Regions from separate parts of the Homo sapiens genome. Here regions 1 and 2 are each linked to region 3. A link is a loop called in an ENCODE intact Hi-C map of the cell type or tissue named here. Cell type or tissue: CD14-positive monocyte. All regions are shown on one strand. Each heading gives the region's core, and the rest is flanking DNA. Links, peaks and the distances in the headings are about the cores only. Region 1 has its middle 7.0 kb from the start of DHRS7B. Region 2 has its middle 38 kb from the start of MAP2K3. Region 3 has its middle 5.4 kb from the start of MAP2K3.

Region 1 (5,879 bases), core at 355-5,354, 160 kb after region 3:
AGAGTCTTATGACACCCCAAAGTCCAGGTTTCCACCAAAAAGCACTCATTATACCAAGAAATGGGAAAATCTAAACTTCAATGAGAAAACACAATCAACAGCTGGGCGTGGTGGCTCGCGCCTGTAATCCCAGCACTTTGGGAGGCCAAGGTGGGTGGATCACCTGAGGTCAGGAGTTCAAGACCAGCCTGACCAACATGGTGAAACCCCGTCTCTGTTAAAAATACAAAAATTAGCCGGGCATGGTGGCACATGCCTATAATCCCAGCTACTCGGAGGCTAAGGCAGGAGAATCACTTGAAACCGGGAGGCAGAGGTTGTGGTGAGCCGAGATCACGCCATTGCACTCCAGCTGGGGCAACAAGAGCAAAACTTCATCTCAAAAAAAAAAAAAGAAAGAAAAGAAAAGAAAACACAATGAACAGATGCCAACACAGCCGAACAAGGGGGCACACACCTGTAACTGCAGCACTTCGGGAGGCCAAGATGGAAGGATCCCTTAAACCCAGGAGTTCAAAACCAGCCTCGGCAACATAGTGAGACCCCCATCTCTACGAATAAATTTTTTAAAAAAATTAGTGGGGCTTGGTGACATGTGCCTGTAGTCCCAGCTACCTGGGAGGCTGAGGTGGGAGGATCACTTGAGCACAGGAGTTTGAGGCTGCAGTGAGCTATGATTGCACCACTGCACTCCAGCCTGGGTGACAAAGTGAGACCCTGTCTCAAAAAAATTTTTTTTTAAAAAAAGAAAAATCAATTGTATTTCCATATACTAGCAACAAACATGAAAACCAAAAATTTAAATGCAGTACAATTTATAATCACTCAAAAAATCAAAATACTTAGGTGTAAGTTTAACAAAACATGTACAGGAGTTATAAGCTAAAAGCTACAAAAGATTGTTGTAAGAAATCAAAGATCAGCTGGGCACAGTGGCTCATGCCTACAATCCTAGTACTTTGGGAGGCCGAGGCAGACAGATGGCTTGAGTCCAGGAGTTCAACACAGCCTGGGCAAGACCCCATCTCTACAAAAAAAAAAATACAAAAAATTAACTGGGCATGGTAGCCTGTAGTCCCAGCTACTTGGGAGGCTGACGTGGGAGGATCACTTGAGTCTGGGAGGCAAAGGTTGTAGTGAGCCAAAATCACACCACTGCACTCTAGCCTGGGCGACAGAGTGAGACCCTGTCTCAAAAAAGAAAGGAAATTAAAGATCTAAAGAAAGAGACATTTCAAGCTCATGGACTGAAGACTCAACGTAGTAATGATGTCAATACTCCTTTAATTGATATACAGGTTTAACAAAATTCCTATCAAAATGCCAGCAAAATTTTTTGAAGATGTAGAAAAGATTTTTTTTTTTAATGTATGTGGAAAGGCAAAGGAACTAGAATAAATAGAATAAATAGCTAAAACAATTTTGGAAAACAATAATAAAATGGAACTACCTGATTTCAATTTTTATTATTATTTTTTTGAGACAGGGTCTTACTTTGCTGTCCAGGCTGGAGTGCAGTGGTGCAAACACAGCTCATTGCAGCATCAACCTCCCAGGCTCAGGTGACCCTCCCACTTCAGCCTCCCAGGTAGCTGGGACTACAGGTGCATGTCACCCCGCATGGCTAACTTTTTCTGTATGTTTTGTAGAGACAGGGTCTTGCTATGTTGACCAGGCTGGTCTCGAACTCCTGGGCTCAAGCAATCCTCCCACTGTGGGCTCCCAAAGTTCTGGGATTACAGACGAGAGCAACCGCACCCAGCTTCAAATCTAATTACATAGCTCAAGATTGTTTGGTATTATCGAAGGATGAATACATAGGTCAATGGGAAAAAATAGAGGACCCAGAAATAGCCCCACACAAGTATGTCCATCTGATTTTTTAAGAAAGATTCAAAACAATTCAATGAGATGATAGGCTTTTTCAATAAATGGTGCTGGAGCAATTGAATGTTAATAGGCAAAAATTTAAAAATAAAAATAAAGAAACTTGACCTAAACCTCACACCATTTATGAAAATTAACTCAAAATGAATAATAGATTTAAACATAAAGCATAAAAATTTTAGAAGATAGTACAGGAGAAAATGTGGGGGAACCCTAGTTCTCCACCTAGTTGGTAGAGATTTCTTCAAAATGACACTGAAAGTATGATTCATAAAAGAAAAAAATTCATAAAGTGGACTTGATCAAAATTAAAAATGTTTTGCTCTGCAAAAGACTGTTAATGGAATCAAAAGGCAAACTACACACTGGAAGAATATATATGCAAACTATATATCTGAAAAAGGACTCATATCTAGAATATACAAAGAATTCTCAGCCAGGCACTGAGTGGCTCACACTTGTAATGCTAACACTTTGGGAGGCCAAGGTGGGAGAATTGCTTGAGCCCAGGAGTTTGAGACCAGCCTGGGCAACATAGTGAGATCCTGTTTCTATTTTTTTAAATTAAAAAAAACCTCTCAAAACTCAACGTGAAAAAATTGAGCAATTCAATTTAAAAAATGGACAAAGACATGAACATGAAGAAACACTTCATTGAAGAGAATATACAACCGGCAAATAAGCACATAGAAAGATGATCAACATTACTAGCCATTAGGGAAATACAAATCAAGACCATGGGGAGGTATCACTACACACCTAATAGAACAGCTAGACAGATGTTGAATTTCTTAACACCCCAAAACCTTAGCCTCTCATCCTTAAGATAGTAAAGAAATTGTGAAGCCAAAGATGATAACACTTGTAAAGTGCCACAGAAGATAGTACTCAATAAATTGCAGCCGTTTTTATTGCTGTTGGTGGTGGAATTGTTGCAAAAATACTGGGATGCATAACTATATTTTTCCTCTGATGAAGCCAGAAAAAACTGTCTCAGTAATAACTAAGTTTAGTATAGCTCTAGGAAGAATTTCCTTTAGCGACAGGAACTCTAACAAGTCCCTCCCCCGCCCCCCCCCCGTCCCTCCCGCTGCTGGGAATTTTAAAATAAAATCTGTTTCCTGCTGACCTGTCCTTTGAATGATGCTGCTTGGAGGCTGCGGAAACGTCTCCACCAAATTTCTTTTTCTGAGGTACCTGATGAGCTGCACGGAAACAGCGCCACCTTCCTGAAGCACGCGGAATGGAATCAATAGTTTGTAGTCCCGTGTTTGCGAGTATCACGCCATCTCCTCCTCCGGGAGGTGTAAGGTGAACATTAATGGTGTACTGAAGCTATCAAATTATTAGAACAACCGAGAAGCGATAAGAGAAGAAAAACAATGCATTTTTAAGAACATTGTTGGTTTAAGACTAGGGTGCATGAAGCTGACACAGAGACAAAATGTTCTGTTATTTGCGGTTTCTGGAAAATGTCAGCTTCCTGGCAGGAAAGAAAGTTTCACTGCAACTCCCTGAAACTTAAAAGCTAGTGTTGGTGGCTGCCTCACAGAAATTGTGACTCTCAGAGATAAGAAAGCCCAGACCGGGCGTGGTGGCTCAGCCTGTAATCCCAACACTTTGGGAAGCCGAGGCAGGCGACAGGCGGATCGCTTGAGCCCAGGAGTTCAAGACCAGCCTGAGCAACATGGTGAAACCCCGTCTCTACTAAAACTACGAAAATTAGCCAGGCGTGGTGGCACGTGCCTGTGGTCCCAGCAACTCGGGAAACTAAGGTAGGAGAATCGTTCCAAGCAGGGAGGCAGAGGTTGCAGTGAGTCGAGATCACGCCACTGCACTCCAGCCTGGGTGACAGGGCAAGGCCCTGTCTCAGAAAAAGAAGAGAAAGAAAAAAAAAAGGAAAGAAAAGAAAAAGAAATAAGAAAGCCATATTTCTTCTCTTAGAGAAAGGATTTATAATTTTTATTTATTTATTTTTTGAGACGGAATCATCATGCTCTGTCACCCAGGCTGGAGTGCAGTGGCGCAATCTCGGCTCACGGCAAGCTCCGCCTCCCGGGTTCAAGTGGTTTTTCTAACTCAGCCTCCCGAGTAGCTGGGATTACAGGGGCCCACCAACAGGCCTGTCTAATTGTTTTGTATTTTTAGTAGAGACGGGGTTTCACCATGTTGGCAAGGCTGGTTTCCAACTCCTGACCTCAAGCGATCCGCCTGCCTTGGCCTCCCAAAGAGCTAGGATTACAAGCAGGAGCCATTGCGCCCGGCCAGGATTTATCAAATTTTGTATAAAACTGTATTTTAGGGTCTTACGTCTATTCTACAAACAATATCTATACTGTATTTTCTTCAAATCCTTAATCAGATATTATATTGAAGAGGGACATCCAGAAAGGCTGAGTGCAGGGTAGGACACATATTTTAATAAAATTGATTTTTCCACAGGAAGCTGTTGGCACTTGGGAGCTAGACCATTGCTGTCCCATGTGGTGGCTACTAGGTACATGTGGCTGTTTATGTTTAAATTCAGTAAAGTTTAAAATTCAGTTCTTCAGTCCCACTAGCCACATTTCAGGTGTTCAACACAGTGACCAATACAGCAAATGTCCAATGTTCGTTACAGATGTAGAGCATTTCCACCATGCATATGGGTCGCAGAGAAGCCACATTTACCTTAAAAAAACAGCCCTTCTGCACTCAATTATTTCTACTAAATAGTTCTACTCCTGTTGAAGACATCTCTGTGTCAGACTATGAGCTGATGTCAAATGGGAAAAAACCTCAGACACTGGCATTGAACCTGGAGAGTCTGGCTCCAGAGCACCCTTGCAAACAGTTACACTGTCTGGATTTCCCAGACAGGAGTGGGGTTAGTGGGTGCAGCTCTGCAGTACAATGACATGGCTGGCTCGGTTCTAGTCCAGGGAGGAAATTCTCTGACAGTGGAGTCCCATGAACCCGCCTCCCCACTGACACACACACATACACACACACACACACACACACACACACACACACACACACACACACATCTTCCCTCAGAGATTGTGCAGAATGTGTAGGAGACCTCCCTCCTAAGGAACCAGGTCTTCCTCTGTTGCCCAGGCTGGGGTGCAGTGGCATGATCTCAGCTCACTGCAACTTCTGCCTCCTGAGTTCAAGATTCAAGTGATTCTCCTGCCTCAGCCTCCTGAGTAGCTGGGATTACAGGCATATGCCACCATGCTCTGCTAATTTTTCTATGTTTACTAGAGATGGGGTTTCACCATGTTGGCTGGGCTGGTCTCGAACTCCTTACCTCAGGTAATCCACCCACCTTGGCATCCCAAATAAGAAACCAATTCTATTTCATGCTCACCAGGAGCTGTCTGGGTTTTGTTCGAATCAGCCTGTCAGTTTAACAGGTTACCACATCTTCATCCTGGCTTGATGAGAGACAGTTTTATTTGCTTTTCTCATGTATATTCAACTTCAGAGCTTCCACTTTTTGGTGAACACATTTAATAAATGAAAGGGGGGAAGAAAGAGCCAAAATGAGATTATGATAATTATGAAATATTTTTAAAGCAGTCAATTTAATAAAACGATTTTAACATGCAAATATAAGATGTCATGCATTTGTGATTTTTATAAGACAGTTTCACAATTCATGGAAAAATCTACTAATTGGTAGTGCCTCAGAAGCTGTGCAGTGATGCTGGAGGGAGTGCAAGTGACGTTTTTCTCATCACTGTCTTCTCTGACGCTGCGGCCTCATACAGCAGTAAGGTCCAAAGCCTAAACTCTAGGGCCTTTTTGAATACGAAGTGGGGACCACTGCCTGGCCCACTCCTACCAGCGTCCCTCCTCCAGCAGGCGGTGGGGCCTGGACGTGTCTCCCAGGAGTCATCTTGTCCTGGCCCTTCCAGCCCCATTCTCTCCGTTTCCCAGCAGGCATCTGTATTGATGTTCCCGAGGCAAGTGACTGACCTTCACTGTCCCTTTCCCGCCTTCCT
Region 2 (5,879 bases), core at 224-5,223, 43 kb before region 3:
TTTGAATTCACAAGTTTGTACTTATTTTTTTATCCCTACTTGATCATCGTTGGAAGAACAATTTAATTTAGAAAACTGTTAGAGGAACCAGATCAAGCATATATCACTTTATAAACTGTACCACCAGGTAGCCAAATAGCAGAAGTTTTGTTGAGGGTCAGTTTCTCTCTATAGAAACATTTCAGCGAATACATGAAGGAATGACAGAATATCACCGTTATGCAACCACTAATTTGTTTTAAATTTATTTGCAACCACTAATAAATTAATGAGTCCAGGCACTGAGCATCAGCAGCTGCTAATACCACAAAGAGAAGACAGAACACTGCCTCCCAACAGAAGAGCAGAGAACTCTGCACCAAGTGTTCTTGCCAAAAAAAAAAAAAAAAAAGTCCAACCTGATCTGGTCAAGTCACTAGACCAGCTACCGATTTACCGGAAATACAGACTACGGGAAACTCTACAATCTAACAACCCAGTTTCTTCAACAAATAAATTATGAGGAAGAAAACAGGGAGGGGCAACCACTAAATGAAAGACACCAAGGCAATCCATCAGCCAGTGGAGACGCGGGGTCTTATTCAGATACCAAATCAAACCATTCTTTTGTTAATTCTATTATTCATGAGACATTTGGAAATCTGAACAGAGACTGAATGGTTGCTGATATTAAGGGATGGTTGTTACTTGTGCAAATACTAAAGACTGTTATTGTCATTTTTTAAGATCCTAATCATCCAGAGCTATGCTCTGAAATATTTGTGAATTAAATTATACTGTGTCTGGGATGAATGGAATGAATGTTTAGATAATTTGGGAGGGGAAGTAGCTGAGGGTAGAGATGAGACAGGACTGTGTGTGGGCATCACTGCTGCAGCTGGTGCTGGCTTCCTGAAGGTTCCTTATGTGACTCTCTGTTTCTGTGTATGTCTTAACTTTTCATAATAAAAGGCTCGTGTATGTAAATTTTCACACAATAAAAAATTTATATTTAGAAAAAAGGCTAGAAGGAATAAATCAACATGCTAGCAGACGGGATTATAGGTAAAATTACTTTTTAAATTGCTTAGTATCTTCAATAGTACTTTAAAAATCTGGGAAAGAGATGAAACCAAACTATCCCACCCTTCCCCGAGGAAGGTTTTGCCTGTGCTCTGCAGGTGGTCGGGTACATTGGCACCACTGGACCAGGCAGACATTTGGCTGTATCAACCACGGCCCTTACAGGCAAATGCACTTCCCCTACCCGACTTCTCTTCTGGGAATCATGCCCGAGGAAATCATCTCAAATCTGAAATGCCAGCAAAGCTGCCTGCGCAAGGTGTCCACGTCGGGGCTATTTACTGGAGTGGAAGCTGGAGTCAGAGGCTGCGTCCAGGGCAAGGAGTGTCTCGGGGAAGCCACGGAAAACGGTAACCACGGGGCAGAAGGCCGCAGACTATGCTGGGGCGCCAGGGATGCGCATCTGCACATCTGACACATTCGTTTTGCAAACACGTGTGGGAAATGGACGGAAGCCAGTTATCAGCCTCCCGGGACACCCCGCTAATATTTAAAATGGAAACGCCCCAACCCCTCCTGGGGGAACCTGGCTTTCTCAAACTGCCCTGGAAGTTCCCAGGAGGCCTAGGGTCCCTCACCCCACTGCTGCCATGTTCCGTGTCGTTACACTCGCGACCTAGCTTTGTCGTTTTCTACTTGTCCCTGCCCGCCTGGAGGGCTCCGTTTACACCCGCTCCTTTTCCCCACCTCCGACGCCCCTCCCAGGCTGCTGCCTGTGTCCACTTTCCCTGAAGATGGAAGAAGGTCGGATTTCCCTAGGAGGGTCCTCATAGGACCTGCCTGGCCACTCCTTGCCCCAGGACGCCCTGGGCCGGGCACCTCCAGAAACATCTTCCCGCATCCCCGGCAAGAGCTCCCTTTCCACAGACACAGAATCCTCTGCATATTTTCTTACACGAAGACCATTCTTTCTAAAAGAATCTTGTCCCCGCTTTAAAGTTTGTGCTCCCTCCCTGCAGAGGGAATGACAGTCCCCACCTCTATTCCCCTCCCGCAGCCGTGGACCCCACTGTCCCGGGAGCGACTGGCTCCCTTATGAAGACTACATTTCCCAACGTCCTTTGCGGCCACGGCTGGCCATGTGACCCAATACTGCCAATGGGGTGCGAGCGGCGCGAGGAAGTGGATGAACCCACACCCGGCAGGGCAGAAAAGGGATAGAACTCAGTCCGCCGTCGCCACCGTGAACCACTGACTGCTACAGGAGCGAATAATCGTCTACCTTGTTTAAACCATCATTAACTTGGGTTTTGGTGTTTGTTTGTTTGTTTGTGTGTTTTTCGAGACGGAGTCTTGCTGGGTCGCCCAGGCTGGAGTGCAGTGGCGCGATCTGGGCTCACTGCAACCTCCGCCTCCGGGTTCAAGCAGTTCTCCCTGCCTCAGCCTCCCGAGTAGCTGGGATTACAGGCGCCGGCCACCACGCTTGGCTAATTTTTGCATTTTTTAGTAGAGACGGGGTTTCGTCATGTTGGCCAGGCTGGTCTCGAACTCCTGACCTCAAGTGATCCGCTCACCTCAGCCTCCCAAAGTGCTGGGATTACAGGCATGAAACACTGCGCCCGGCCGGTTTTGTTTTTTAATAAGTAACCGAGCCTGCATTCTAACCAATAAACTCATTCTATTAAAACACGCCTGTGGTGCCCAGGGCCAGCAGGTTGTCTCATGTCAGGTTCTCCCAGAAGCCGAGCCTGAGAGCAGGATTCAGGTGCAAATGTTTCCCTAGGGAGTTTCTTCCAGCTGAAACCAGCGAGGGAGCCAGGGAAAAAGAAGGAGAAGACAAGCAAGGGTTTCTTCAATTTCCATCCCTGCCGTGGCCTGAGCCCAAGGGAGCTCTGCAGCACAAATTATGCCTCTGAGTTTGTCCTGCCTTAAGGCAAGGGGCTAGGCTTTTCTGCTGCATACTTCCCTGAAGCAGGTTTGAGATGCAAGGGTTAGCAGCACAGCACAGAGCAGGCGGGGAGCTGGCTTGTCCCAGTAAGGAGGTCTGTAGGCTCTGGTCAAGGCACCAACATTACTCTATGCCCAGGAGTCCCGGACTCTTCGCAGCAGCTTTCCAGGCCCTCAGTGATTTCCACAACGTCAACCTCCCCCACCCACCTCGGCCCACCTCCTCACACCTTGGCCTAACAAGATGAATGAGTGACAGCCCCACAAACACTTCCCCAGGACCTTCAACCAGGAGTGCAATACCCCCACCCCAGCAGCCTTCGTCCCCAGGACCTCCAACCAGGCACACTAACGCCCAGGCCTTCATCCTCTGCCTCCCGGAGATTTCTGGCAGACACCACAAGACCTGGGATAGGACTGCTTAGCAAAGCATGCTGGCATTTGCCCAGAGAGGGTGTCAGGTCCCCGCCACGGGACTGAGAACGTGGAGAATCAGAGAGGGGCAGTGACTTGCCCAGGGCCACACAGCTAACAGGAGGGAGGAGCTGAGATGGTGAGGAGAGGAGAAAGCAGTGCCACAGAGAAGTCTAAAGGTGCGAGAGAAGCTGGGGGAAGTAGACCTCAGACTGTGGGGAACCACCAGCGCTGGTGTGGAGGGCGTGGTCCAGTGGGTCAGCAAGGATCCCTGTAACATCAGGCGTCATTTGCCGAGCACTTCGTCATCAGGTCCTGTTCTCCCCACCATGATTCTCAGAGGCGCTGTCTCCTTGGGTTCTCCCAGTACACTCTCAGACACTGAGAAGCTTTGGACTCAAGTAAATCCTAGGAAATACCCATAGGGAAGTGGAGAAGTGAGACAGGGAAGAGCCAACCAAGGCCATGTCATCAACAGAGCTACCGCTGGGTGCAACTGGAGCTCCATCCCTTGGAGATGGCGCAGGATATACACTTCCAAGTCTCCTCTCTCGGCTGGATGGATGCTCCTGAGGAACACCAGCCTCAGCTGGCTGGCTTTGCACTCACGCAAGCAACCTTGACCCCTCCGCTCCACTTCACAGCAACCAAACCGTGAGGGACGTGGTGACTCGCTGAAAGTCATCCACAGACAGAAGGGACCAAGTGGGCCCCAGGAGGGGGTCTGGGTACCTGGCCAGGCTCTGCCCTAGCTCCAATCAGGGCTCCAGGACTCCAAGACGGCAGGTCTGTGCCCACTTACAAGCACAGCCTGTGAAATCTCAGAGTCCCAGGACAGATGCCTCCAGCCTCCTAGCCCAAGGTTTAAGGGCAAGCCCAGCTCTGCCATGGATGTGCATCCTGAGGGACCCCACGGGGACAGATTGTAGTTGAAGGCAACTATAGGAAGCAGAATAAACTTGGGTTTGGCCCAAGAGGAGGCAGTGGAGGCAGGGACCAGGGGGACAGCATTATTCATGGAGTACCTACTGTGTGCCAGCCTGTTCCATGCTGCAGGGTTCTGTTGAAACCACCTGCAATCCTGCCAGATCCTGCCCCAATTTGCAGATGAGGAAACTGAGTCTCTGAGAGGTGCAGTGACATCTTCAAGGTCATACAACCTGGGGTGAAAGTGTCAAATTCAAGGTTGTCTGACCCAAGGGCTGGGGACAGTGGGGGCTGAAGAGGCACGGAGTAGGGCTCTGAGGGCAAACAGGTGTGATCTTGCGCTGCTGTTGTTCTTAATGCAATCAGATGACATCTCTCCCCGGCTCACAGCCCTCCAGTGACTTTTGCCCTGAATATGAAGTTCAGCCTCTCTGCCATGGCCTGCAGGGCCCGTGCCATCTGTCCTTCAACCCCTTGGTCTCTTGGGTGGCAGAAAATCCCTGCCTGCCCCAGGGGCTTTTAAATTCAAATGTAAAAAAATTAATTAATTAAATGTAATCATTTAATGGTAATTAAGCTTAACTAGTTTAAATGACTTTGCTAATTAACTTAGAGTTCACTGCTTCTCCTTAGGGAGTGATCATGGGGTGATGCTGGAAGAATGGGGGGAGCACAGCTTTCCGCGAAGGTGGGTGCCTCCTCCCTGCCTGACACCCTGGCTGAGCAGGTCCAGGTCTGTCTGAGCCCTGGTACAGCTCTGGTTCTAGAACACAACGTGGCACATAGAAGGTGCTCAGATAACACGTGCCATGGGCCAAACCCTGTGGAGAACAACCCAGATAAGGCCCTGCTGTCAAGTTCATGCTGTGCCTCCTTTTCCTTGGATGTTGTGGGAATAGGGAGCCATGGAGGGTTTGGGAGGCAGACAAGGAAAGAATTTCCTAGGCTAGTTCACAGAGCAACTCCCCCATCCCCAACCAGAGCTTGCAGCTGCTGCTGCCTCGCCAGGCCTCCCCAACTCAAGTCCCCAATAAGGCTGGCCCAGAACAGGAATAGAGCAGCCCACGGCTTCTGCGAGGACAGAGGGGGTGGCTGCAGCTAAACCTGGCTTGGCAGGTGGCTCACTGGGGCTGGGCAGAGCCTCAGCTGGGGGTAGGGACTAGGGGCAGGACGCCTGGGTTTCTGGGCTTCCCTGGCTCTGCCTCACTCTCTGGTGGCCTCAGGAGGGGTCAGAGCCTCGCTGAGCCTCTGTAACCTCCAGGAGAAGCCGGCTGCCCTGGGCGTGAAGATACACAAGCTCTGATAAACATAGTACAGCCAGTGTATATATAGACCCTCCCACCTGGTTTCCAAAAGGATTTGCAACAGCTTTCACAAGAGGCAAAGAAATGAGCATTGAGAGTGAGCCAGGGTTTACACATGGGCCCCTCACGTCACAGGCCTGGGGAACTAGAACAGGGAAAAGAAGATGGAACCCAGATCCCTCCAGGAATCGCGTCTGTATGGGAGTGAGCTCCCCATCAGGGCAGGTATGCAAGCAGAGGCCAGCAGGCCTTGGTGGGGGTGTGGTTGAGAGGATTGGTGCATCA
Region 3 (5,740 bases), core at 1-5,000:
TGGAAAGGAACAGCAGAGGCAATGGGTTGGAGATGTAAAAAGGGCCACACATGAGGACCAGGTGAGGGCCAGACTGGGATGCACAGCTGCACCACTGGAGCTCAAGAAGTACCATCAAGAACCATCAGAGACAAAGGTCTCTTGCTGGCTTGCTATAGTGACATCTCTTGATTTCTTTCTGTCTGTAAGTGGCACAGTCAGATTGGGGAACTCCATGACCATGCAGAAAGCAGAATAAATGTTTGACATGGGTCACAAGAGGCTGCCTCTTACCTTGATTCCTAGGAGAAAAGTCCCAAACCTGCTCTCTGTGGATGCAGGAAACTGAGTCTCTGGATGGGAAGGATTGTGGCCAAAGTCAGGATGCAAGCATGATCTGAGGTGGGCAGGACCTGGGGTGACAGAAGGCTGTAAAGAGAGGCTGACTCAATAGCATTAACTATAAGTTTTGTGCTTCCAAATCACTTTTTGGTTTTTAAGAATTTCTTGATACTATTGTAGCCTGCCTTCGATTTTGATCCTTTATTCTTTCTATTTGTCAGGTGCACAAGATTACCTTCCTTTTTTAGCCTTCTGTCTTGTCACCAACCATTCCTACTTGGTGGCCATGTACTTGGAAAAAGGCCGCATGATCTTTCTGGCTCCAATCAATGTCTAAGGCACCCTGCTTCCTTTGCTTGCATCCCACAGACTATTTCCCTCATCCTATTTACTACAGCAAATCTCTCCTTAGTCGATGAGATTGTGTTTATCTCCCTTTAAAACCCTACCTATCCTGAATGGTCTGTCATTGTCTGCCTTTAAAATCCTTCCTCTTTCTTCTTCCTCTATTCTTTAAATAATGATGGGGCTAAGTTATACCCAAAGCATCACTTTACAAAATATTTCCTCGGTACTTTGCAGAAAACACCAAACAAAAATGCCATTTTAAAAGAGGTGTATTTTTTCTTTTAAAATGTAAGCTCCTCAAGGGCAGGGAAATGTTTTCTGTATGTTCTATTGTGCCTAGTACACTGTAAATGCTCAATAAATACTGATGATGGGGGAAAAAAAAGAGAGAGGCTGACCCAAACCCAGGATGTGGGCAGCTCCTTCATTCATTCAACAGATATTCATTGAGCACTTACTGTGTGACTGGCACTGAGAACACAACATTGAACAAGATGGACACAACTCCCTGGGGAGGTATGACCTGGTGTGTGAGCCAGACAAGCAAAATGCCTAAGTCAAATTATGTCAGGCCAGGCATGGTGGCTCACACTTATAGTCCCAGCAGTTTGGGAGGCCGAGGCAGGTGGATCGTTTGAGCCCAGCAGTTTGAGACCAGCCTGGGCAACATGGCAAAACCTCGTCTCTACAAAAAAAAAAAAAAAAAAAAGTTGGCTGGGTATGGTGGCATGCTGCTCAGGAGGCTGAGGTGGGAGGATCACTTGAACCCAGGAGGTCAAGGCTGCAGTGAGCCAAGGTTATACCACTGCACTCCAGCCTGGCGGGCAACAAGACCCTGTCTCAAAAAACAAAAAATTATTACAAATGCTATGGGGGAAAGTAGGGGAGGGGACAGGGTGTGTGTCTGGACATGGGGGCTATAATTTTAAGGAGGGAGGTCAGGAAAAGCCTCCCTGGAAGGTGCCACATAAACAGAGACCAAAGGACTTAACGGAAGGACCCACAAAGAGATCCGGGGGAAAAGCATTCCAGGCAGAGGGAACAGTTGTGCAAGGGCCCTGAGGTGGATGGCTTGTAGGCGAGTAACAAGGAGACCGATGTGGCTGGGTGGTGGGAGCTGAGGAGTCCCTGTTCTCACCTATATACACCCCCTTGGACGTACTCACTCCCACGTGCCCCTTCACACCTGTGCAAGTCCACACACCCCAAATACACATGCACACACACATGACACAAGGGGGTGCACAAGTGTGTACGTTCATGTGGAGGGACCACATGGTCACGTCCACAGACACAACCCACAGGCACAGCGGTGCACATGGTCTATGCATAGCCTTGCCACCAGCTGGGGCCTCCACTGCTTGCTGCCCCACAGCGCCCTCTGGTGACCAGGGCCCGGCAGTGCTCTAGAGTGCCCAGGAGCACAGGATCCACTGCCCTCACTGCTTTGACGGCCATCCAGCCTCCTCTTCTCTGTGCTGCCTGCCCCCAGGCCTTCCACACTGCAGCCAGAGCCTTCCCAAACACGGCTGGCCAAGTTCTAAGTCCTGCCCTGGCTCCCTAGGCGGGCAACTTCCAACACTCCAACCCCTGGTGACTTCTCCAGACATCCCCCAGTCCAGCCACTCTGAATTCAAGCTTTCCTCTTTGAACCTTTCTTTGCAAAGGCTGTTCCCTTAGCCAGGAATGCCCTTCCCTACCTTCCGACCTGACACATTCCCTCCGCTCCTTCGAGGCCCAATTCTGAAGGTGGGACAGGAGGCCCTGCCTGACACTGCTCTGCCCAGTGCCCCTGCCCCAGCCCCTCTCACCATGGCTCACCCGCCCTGTCAGTGGCTGCGCCCCTGTCTGCCTCTCCCATACGACTCCTGCTGCTTGAAAGCAGGGCCTGTGACTGGTTCTCCCCAGAACAGCATCAGGCCATGCTGGTGATGGTGGAAAAGTGAAAACTTGAGAAGCTTGGAGGCAGCAATATGTGGTTCCTGAGCATCTTTTACTCAGGGGCCGGTTCTGAAGTCGAAATATAGAGAAGGAAACCTCAACGGAGGCTCACCTGCTTTCTTTAAATCATCATCACTCTCAAATATCAAAAGATGAATTCACACAAGTGACTGGCTCCACTAGCAAAACAGCAAGTCCTATTTTTACAGCTCCTACTATGTGCTAGTCCCTCCAAGCACAGCATCTTATGGACTCACTGTGATGCAAGCTGCACGGGGGCAATGCCTTTGCTTTGGTCACTGCAGTGTCTCCGGCACACAGTAGGTGCTCAGTGAATACTTGCGGAGTGGAGGAAAGTTTTCAATGTCCCAACGAGGTGTCTAGTATTATCATCATCTCCACTAAAGAGATGAGAAAATCGAGGCTCAGAGAGGTGCCCAGAAGCATCCAATACCGCTGGTAATGGCAGAGCTATTGTTTGAAATCTGTTCTGTCAGATGGAGATAGTTTTCCCTGCCTTTTCCTGCCCACACTTCCACTAAAGTGTTTTGCAACACCCTGCTTCCGAGCAAAACAAACTCCCCTTGAGCTCCCTTCACTGCTTTCTGGAAAGCCACCAGCTCTGCTTCTAACAGAGCAGTTGAGTCTGGCCTGCCCGGTTCCCTGCAGGGTTGCACGAACAACCCTGTGGCTGTCCCCAACACCAGTCCAGGGGTCCAAGGAGCCTCAGCATGGTGTCTCCCTGCCCAGGGTTCTCAAACTTAGCACTTCCTGCCCAGCAGGCAGGAGGCAGTCAAGGGGACAACACTTACTGGCACCTGTTGCATGCCAGGCCTCGTGACTTGACACACATCCCAGGGAAGTGGGTGTGGTTAGACTTTCATCTTACAGATGAAGAAACAGAAGCCCAAGGCTTCAAGCGCTTGCCCAGGTTCCACCACCAGGAAGGATGACACCAGATTTTTAACCCAGACCATCACTGTAACAGCCTACTGTGTGTCAGCCTTTTTAGTTCAATCCTGTGCTTCATTATCTAGATGCCAAGACCACAGGGCTGTTCTTATTGCCCCATGATGGGTGAGAAGTACTGCAGACACAGAGATGAAGCAACTTGCCCGTGAGATCACACAACCAGGGAGAAGAGAGGCAAAAGCGTCCCAATGGGGCTGACTCCACAACACGGGTGCATCCAGCATATCTGCCTTCAAAGTGCTGTTTTCTAATCTAGGCCAGGAAGTAGCCAAGTAACCGTGAACCAATGAGTTGTCTCAGCCAGGCCTTGGAGGTCACCCTGTCCGTTCCCATCAATGCTTCTGTCCCTTTTCGGCCATCCAAGCCTGGGCTTATGTCCCTCCCACGATGAGTGTCTCACCCTTTCATGGCAGGGTCTTTCGTTCCCAGTAAGCTTGGACCATTATCAGCTTTTTTTTTTTTTTTTTTTTTTTTTTTGAGACGGAGTCTCACTCTGTCACCTAGGCTGGAGTGCAGTGGCGCAATCTCAGCTCACTGCAACCTCCGCCTCCTGGGTTTAAGCGATCCTCCTGCCTCAGCCTCCTGAGTAGCTGGGATTACAGGCGCACACCACCACACCCGGCTAATTTTTGTGTTTTTAGTAGAGACACGGTTTCACCATGTTGGTCAGGCTGGTCTCGAACTCCTGACCTCGTGAGCTGCCCACCTTGGCCTCCCAAAGTGCTGGGATTATAGGCGTGAGCCACCGCGCCTGGCTACCACTATCAGCATTTTCTTAAGCAATCCTGAAGTTGTGTCACGCTCAAACCCATCCATTCGTTCCATATGCTTCCTGAGCATCTGGTTTTGCCTGACATTATGGGAGGCACTGAGGATACAGTGAAAACCAAGACAGAAAGGTCCCTGCCTTCATGGGGCAGTGAAGACCTCCTGCCTTTATGGGGCAAGCCTTCTAGAGGAGCTTGAGAAATAAGGCAAATTCAGCATGGATGAACATAAATCTATAAAATAATTTCGAAAAGCCGTAAGGGCTATGAACCAAAGTAGAGCTGAGTGATGTAGCAGAGAAGCACTGGGTAGTCAGGGAGACCTTCCTGGAGGAGGTGTCTTCTCTGCTCAGGCCTGGGTGACAAGAAAGAGCCATGTGAAACTGGGGATAAGGGCTGGCTTAAAATAGGCTGTGGCACATAGTAGATGCTCAGAGTGAGAGGGACTTCTAGCTAACATGGAACTAACAGGGATATTTTTCTCTTTTCCCTCTCCAAACCCCACTAAGATGACAATATAAGGAAAAATGTTTAAGTCGCAAACTTATAAAGAAAGTCAATGACAAAGAAAGTCAATGGCAAGGACAAAAAGTCTACAGAACTTTTCCTTTGGAGACAGGGTCTCTCTCTGGCACCCAGGCTGGATTGCAGTGGCGTAATCTTTGCTCACTGCAGCCTCAACCTCCTGGACTCAAGTGATCCTCCCGCTTCAAGCTCCAGAGTAGCTGGGCCCACAGGCGTGCGCCACCACACCCCACTAATTTTAAATTCTTCTGTAGAGACAGGGTCTTGCCACGTTGCCCAGGCTGGTCTTGAATTCCTGGACTCAAGCGATCTTCCTGATTCAGCCTCCCAAAGTGCTGGGATTACAGAAGCGAGCCACCGCATCCAGCCTACAGAATTTTCGAAGCTGGAAAATTAATAGTAATCACCTAGGCAGAGTGGAGGAAGCTGCAACCAAATTCTGCATGTCGAGGGAACCATTCAAGGCCAGAGGCCCCCCAGATACATAGCCTGGGAGTCACAAGGTCCCTCTGGAAGTGGGGGGGCAGGTGGGGACAGAAACAAGATGAGTTCAGAGCTTGTAAAAACAGCACTTGTGCCTTCCAGCTTCCCAGAACCGAAGGTCATGTCTCCAGATTTGAAAGGATCCACTGAGTGTCCAGCTTGATGCAAGAAGAAAACAGGCTATTATGAATTCCCAGGAAAACAAACAACACAAAATGGAAAATGTTGTCACAATGTACTGCACAGCTCAGCTGGGAACAATATTTACATAACCATAATACTGTAAACACCAAATACTGATGCATCCCAAAACTGATGAAATGAGTCTTGGAGCTCACAGGAGGTGAAGCACAGGGTTCATACCTAAGAGAACCAAATCCTCA

The links. A loop is a pair of places that touch in the nucleus more often than their neighbours do. Peaks named below come from ENCODE experiments on the same cell type or tissue, not always from the same donor. Only the 100,000 strongest peaks of a DNase experiment are listed, where the experiment ranks them.
Region 1: a loop joins it to region 3, with 3 times the contacts of the local background. A loop is called at or near these places in 80 of 110 quality-filtered maps.
Region 2: a loop joins it to region 3, with 4 times the contacts of the local background. A loop is called at or near these places in 39 of 110 quality-filtered maps.

What each region holds. Positions count from the first base shown.
Region 1 is chr17:21,117,058-21,122,936 of GRCh38, reverse strand. No RefSeq gene overlaps it. Among named protein-coding and RNA genes, the nearest start is that of DHRS7B, 7.0 kb to the left of the region's middle. In CD14-positive monocyte, for the core only: CTCF peaks have their summits at 2,912 and 3,162; a DNase peak (open chromatin) is centred at 3,106; H3K4me3 peaks cover 745 bases.
Region 2 is chr17:21,319,421-21,325,299 of GRCh38, reverse strand. No RefSeq gene overlaps it. Among named protein-coding and RNA genes, the nearest start is that of MAP2K3, 38 kb to the right of the region's middle. RefSeq lists enhancers at 2,103-2,232, 2,273-2,382, 2,393-2,442, 1,896-2,569. In CD14-positive monocyte, for the core only: no CTCF peak of the experiment used is centred there; a DNase peak (open chromatin) is centred at 2,169; H3K4me3 peaks cover 1,087 bases.
Region 3 is chr17:21,276,489-21,282,228 of GRCh38, reverse strand. No RefSeq gene overlaps it. Among named protein-coding and RNA genes, the nearest start is that of MAP2K3, 5.4 kb to the left of the region's middle. RefSeq lists an enhancer at 2,143-2,222. In CD14-positive monocyte, for the core only: CTCF peaks have their summits at 1,847, 2,049 (motif pointing left) and 3,382; DNase peaks (open chromatin) are centred at 208, 2,028 and 3,528; H3K27ac peaks cover 2,427 bases.